Linked DNA regions of Homo sapiens: region 2 is linked to region 1. Evidence: read pairs that join two places in POLR2A ChIA-PET (ENCODE). Cell type or tissue: PC-9. All regions are shown on one strand. Each heading gives the region's core, and the rest is flanking DNA. Links, peaks and the distances in the headings are about the cores only.

The links. ChIA-PET counts read pairs that join two places held together with the same protein. Peaks named below come from ENCODE experiments on the same cell type or tissue, not always from the same donor. Only the 100,000 strongest peaks of a DNase experiment are listed, where the experiment ranks them.
Region 2: POLR2A ChIA-PET joins it to region 1 with 5 read pairs; 14 of 35 experiments call an interaction of 5 or more read pairs at or near these places.

What each region holds. Positions count from the first base shown.
Region 1 is chr1:94,935,836-94,938,641 of GRCh38, reverse strand. All of the region lies in intron 2 of CNN3-DT (CNN3 divergent transcript), which reads right to left. Among named protein-coding and RNA genes, the nearest start is that of CNN3, 10 kb to the right of the region's middle. RefSeq lists a silencer at 1,495-1,789 and enhancers at 1,333-2,187, 2,188-2,806. In PC-9, for the core only: no CTCF peak of the experiment used is centred there; DNase peaks (open chromatin) are centred at 721 and 1,561; H3K27ac peaks cover 931 bases.
Region 2 is chr1:94,865,789-94,868,594 of GRCh38, reverse strand. SLC44A3 (solute carrier family 44 member 3) reads right to left here. Exons shown (of 15, transcript NM_001114106.3): 12 at 1,178-1,264. Among named protein-coding and RNA genes, the nearest start is that of SLC44A3, 47 kb to the right of the region's middle. RefSeq lists an enhancer at 1,736-2,237. In PC-9, for the core only: no CTCF peak of the experiment used is centred there; no DNase peak of the experiment used is centred there; H3K27ac peaks cover 356 bases.

The sequences.
Region 1 (2,806 bases), core at 149-2,648:
TCCTCCTTTCAGGCCAAAATCCTCATAGCCTTCAAAACCCTGCTTCATCTGATCTCTGCCTACCCTTCCCACTTCATCCTTCTCCCACTTGCTCAATGCCCCCAGCCACTTCTGTTTCTTTCTGTTTCAAGCTGATTCTCTCAATACACTTGCCCTGACGACACCCTCTGCCAGCAATGCATTTCTCCCTTATCCTCTCAACATTCACATCTCTGCTTGAACATCACCTCCTCCCCAGACACCCTCTCTCAAGCAGCACACACACTCCCCGGCATAGTATCCATTCACTATCTTCACAGTGCTCTTGACTCCCTGAAATAATCTTCCTTATGCTATTGCTTGACTATGGCCTGTAACCCATCCCCTACTAGACCAAAAGCTCCTAAGGAAGGATCTTAACCCTCTCATTTACGATTGTATTCCCAGGGCCTGGAAGAGCCCTATGCAGGACTGGCTCTCAACAAACAGTTAATGAGTCAATTTCATGAAATAAAGTTCACCAAATGATATACCTCTGAAGATGCTTTAGAGCATGATATGATATTGTTATCAACTTGTTATTTTATATTCATTGATTAGATTGTTAAAAGATATACTTAGGCACATGAAAATGTTACAGAGTTTATTTGGGGAGAGAGCAATTCATGAATTGGGCAGTACCAGGCGGCAAGGGGTTTAGCATTCCACCCAGGGAGCATGAGGTGAAACATTTATAAGGTGTTTGTGAAAGCAAGGCCAAAAAAAAAAAAAAAATTAGGTTAAGGTGAAAAGTCCCTTTGGCCTCATCTAGAAGTTAGTTGGTCATTTCTAACTGGTTAAGTTTGTTTCATTTTAGTGCTTACATTGAGTTGGGTTTTAGTTTGCTTGTGTTGGAACCTGAGGCACTGGTACAGTCTCAGCAGAATGCTTCCCAATTAATTATTTTAACAAGATAAACATTTATTGAATGATTACTATGTATAAAGTGTGGGGAATACAATGTCGAACAGAATGGTTCCTGCCCTCCTGAAGTGAGTCATCTAATGGGAACTTAACAAAAAAATTATGTTACTTGAGTTTTCTGCTTACTATATTAGTGTATTTATTTATTTATTTATAGAGACAGAGTCTTGTTCTATTGCCCAGGCTGGAGTGAAATGGCATGATCATAGCTCACTGTAACTGTGTGGCTAATTTTTAAATTTTTTGTAGAGATGGGGTCTTGCTATGTTGCCCAGATTGGTCTTGAATTCCTGACCACAAGTGATCCTCCCCCTGGGAACCATTACAGTTGGCCAATGCTTTTAATACTATGGAAATAAATGCCTATTTTCCAAGCGTCTTCACTACCAAAAAGTAAACACATTTATTTTAAGAAACAGGTGCTAAGCAACTTTCAGCATAATCTGCAAATAATTTTCTTTGTCAGAACAGTGCTACGTGATGAAATTTAGACCATTAATACACTTTATTCCCACTGCCTCAACTAGTGAAAGGAATTGCATTTCAATAGGGACGTTTCAGAGTGAACACTGTTTACAAAGGAATTAAACTGCATTAGTATTTTGATACCATCTTAAATTATCTAAGGTTTTTGATAAGCAACAAAGACTGGAATGTGACACTGGAATGTGAGTCATTCTGCATTTCAAAAGATTGCTGAGTTGAGATTCTTGATGTTAACCCTACTTCTTACGAATAAAAGCTTTTAAGCTGTATCCTTATCGAAATCAAGAACACAAATTATCATAAAGAAGCTAAAACTGAGCACCTGTATTTGATAGAGGTATTATAAAAGGCAGTGGGGCCTGGAACCTTTCTGATCCTCCTTCCCTTTGACAATAAATAAATGTAGTAGAATCCTATTCCCTAAAAATGTAGGTGAGTACATACACACACAAAAATAATTGCATAAAAGTCTTGTGAAGGTTATGAACTCCAGAAAAAGACAACCCTGACTGAGGCCTCTCCTCTCTTCCAGAATTCCCTTTTGGGACTGCCAAGTCCTGTGGCTGCTGTCAAAACACTGTGTTTTATTGTTAACACCAAATTTAGAGAATCAGCAATGTCTTTGAACCTGAACGACAATAGATAAAATTAGTGAGGTATTCCCAATTGTTTCAAGCAGGAATAAGGCAAGGAGAGAGAAGAAACAACGTACACACACACACACAGAGAAAGAGAGAGAGAGTGAGAATAAATGAATATGGGAATGAGGAGAGGAAGGACAGCTATCATGAGAAAGAGAAAGTGGCAGGAGGAGTTTCAAAGGGAGAGGTGGTCTGTCTTCCTTCCTCATGTCCAGAATGAGCACTTCACTCCCTCAGCTCCTGCCAGCCCCTTCCACCCCCAGAACTCTCACCTCTTCAGCTTTCCTGGCCCCTGCCTTTAGAAACCCTATAAATTCGCTTTTGCTTCTCTCAACCCAGCTATCTACTTGTTAAGGACTGCCCCCTTCTCAGCTTCCTTCCACTGGTTTCTTTCTTTCTAGTTTTTTGAGACAGGATCTCACTCCATCGCCCAGGCTGGAGTGCAGTGGCAGGATCACTGCTCAATCAGCCTTGACATCTTTGGCTCAAGCAATCCTCGGGACTACAGGCACACATCACCATGCCTGGCTAATTTTTGTATTTTTAGTAGAGATGGGGTTTCACCATGTTGCCCAGGTGGGTCTCAAACTCCTGGGCTCAAGTGATCCACCTGCCTTGGCTTCCCGAAATGCTGGGATTTCAGAGATGAGCCACTGCCACCTGGCCTTAAACACGGTTTTCTAAATCTGCTCCCTCCATTTCTTCACTGACTCTTCCCTTCCTTACCCCAGAATGTG
Region 2 (2,806 bases), core at 300-2,799, 70 kb after region 1:
CACGACAAATGTATTCAAACGGTTTGGACTGACTTGTTATATGTTCCCCCCCATTCTGAAAGGTCCTATGGTATTTGATTGTGTTTTATACATGCTGGCTTATAGCAATCCAAATGAAAACTAAATATACTCTAAAATGTTCTCCAAGTTTAAGAGCCTAAAAATAGACCTTACTATAAGAAGGCTACATTTTTCCCTGAATAATGAAAAGTATTCTAAATACCCCTTAAAAGACATTAAACATAGGTGGTCTAATTAGTCCCTTTACTTCTAAAGGTACATTTCTTTGGGAGGGGGCAATTATAAGAAATACTTTTCTAAGTGAGATTTCTGTGAACATTTAAATTATAAAACAGTTTGCTAACTTACAAAAATACTGCTTTGTGTAAATTTGACTAAGGACTATTAAAATCTCCTAAATGCTCTATAGAGAAATACAACATATTTAAATTTCCATCAATTTGAAAAATTCAGGAAAGGAAAAAAATCTGAAATCCAAACAATTGCAAGATATAATTTTTATAATTTTAAAGGCATATTTACAGCTTGAAAAGGAAAGACTGGTGAAATCTATGAAAATTAGGGAGGCAATTCTTTTCCTAGTTCAGGAAAATTATAGTTCTTAGAGAAGACACTGAAAATTAGCTCTTAGTTGATATATATTCATTATGCTTAGGGTTTCTAAATACTCCCTTCCCTCTTTATTTCTGAAAAGAGAAAAACTTTCTTTTAGAATTTGAAGCATGGCTTTAAAGGCCTATGGTTCTAGGGTAGGGTATGCAAACTACAGCTCAGGAGCTAGCTCCATCACACCGCCCACTTTTCTCTGGCAGGAGCTAAGAACAATTTTTACAATTTTACAATGGTTGAGAAAAAATCAAAATCAAAAAAAGAAAATTTCTTGACATGTAAAAATCATATGAAATTCAAATTTCAGTGTTGATAAGTTAAGGTTCATTAGAACATAGCCACATCCATCCCATTGACATTTTACCTATGGCTGCTTTCCTGCCATGATGGCAGAATTGAGTGGTTGTGACAGAGAGACTGGTCTGAAAGCCTAAAATGTTTACACAATTTAGCCCCTTAGAGAAGAATTTGCCAAACCTTGACCTAAGAGATGAAGCCCACCTTTGGACCCTTCTGTGTGTTCCTGAGGCAAGAGGTAGAGACGTACCTGGTTGAGATGGAGCAGGTATTTGTCAAGACACCAGAAACAGCAGTAGCAGCATCGGAACAGGTACCTGGACAATGCACCATGCTGCTGGATCAGGTTGAGAACAAAGGAACAGAGTCAAAAACAACACAGGAAAGAAGAAAAGCAGGCAGTTTCTGAGGAAACACAGTTTTTACTTATGCACCTGGGGAAACACTGGTGGCGTGGGAGAAGTTCTATTGTGTGCATACTACTACTACTAATTATGGTTCTAGTATTACTGAGGAGCAACATTTCTGTCTTGTGGACTTACGTGTTAGGGGTGCTATTAGGGAGGTTAGTCCATACTGAACAGCAAAACAAAAGCAGGCCTTCTGGTTCCAGTAAAAAAAAAAACCTCTCTTCCCCCTTCATCTGCCCTTAAGTGTCTGAAATGGTACACTTTGCTTTTTCAAACCAAAGTTTATATTCACGAAAAATCCACATCCCAGAAACAAAAAAAACAAATAATACACTGTAGGTACTAGTTATGTGCCCACATAAATAAAGAATCAAGTTTAACTCTGGAGGAAATAAATCCTGTAGTGAGATTTTTTTCAGGACTAAATTTCGAGGGATAAATTACTCCTTTGAAATATAACTTGAACTTGTGCATAGCTTAAGAATGAATACTTTAATGAACCTCTTGGGGGAAGGGTGCTCGGAGGCATCCTACCCACTCTCCAGAGTGAACACATCCCTGAAAACAATCCTGAAATAGCCTAGGATGAGGACCCCAGGAATAACTCAGCCTTATATGGACATTTTCTCATCCCAATGTGAATTCAATTGGATGAAACTTGATCTGGACACTTTTCAGCCTGGCTGTGTTGGTGAATGAGCCTATTTAACTAGGGAAAATCACACAGTGGCTGTGTGAGACATTTAAATTGTAGACACAGTGTGGGGCAGTAAGGCTGCTGAGGAAGAAATTTTTTTTTAACCTAAGAAAGGACACATTTTCCCAATAGTGACATCACTAAAAGCAATTTTGGCCCTTGGTCCTTGTGGGATCTGGGAAGTGATAAATAACCTTTTAGACCTCAGTCAGAGAGACCTTGGGCCTTCCACTGAGGTCCTTGGGCCTTCTCTTTTAGATTTATGAAAGGCCGTTTCCCCAGAGAGTTTAAAATGCCTAGCTTTAGGAGGGAGAGCAAGCTCCCGGCTGCTCATTAATTTATGATTATCTATTACCAATGCGCACACACACATATCACAAATAGATTTAAAATAAAACGCTGTCCTGTTCTTCAAGAAATCCTGCAAGTTTCCTAAGACTGAAGGATTGATTTCAAAATGCAGGAGCCAAAAGTAGCTAGTTTTGCCCTGGATATGGAAATGCCTCTTCAAGTCATCAAAATGTGGCCAAGCAAAATATTAATAGAAATACAAGAAAATATTCTACAATCAGGGGCAACTGCTTAGCATGCATTTCCAGATAAGGAAGCCAGATAATTTTATGTGTTATCCAATCAATTGCTTCTAATTGATAAACTAACTTTAAATCTTGGTTATAGATTTTAAAATATCAACAATTCAGATATCTTTTTAAAAAGTAAATGAAAACAATTCCAAAATACAATGTAAACCTATTGGTAAAATGTCCTGAAT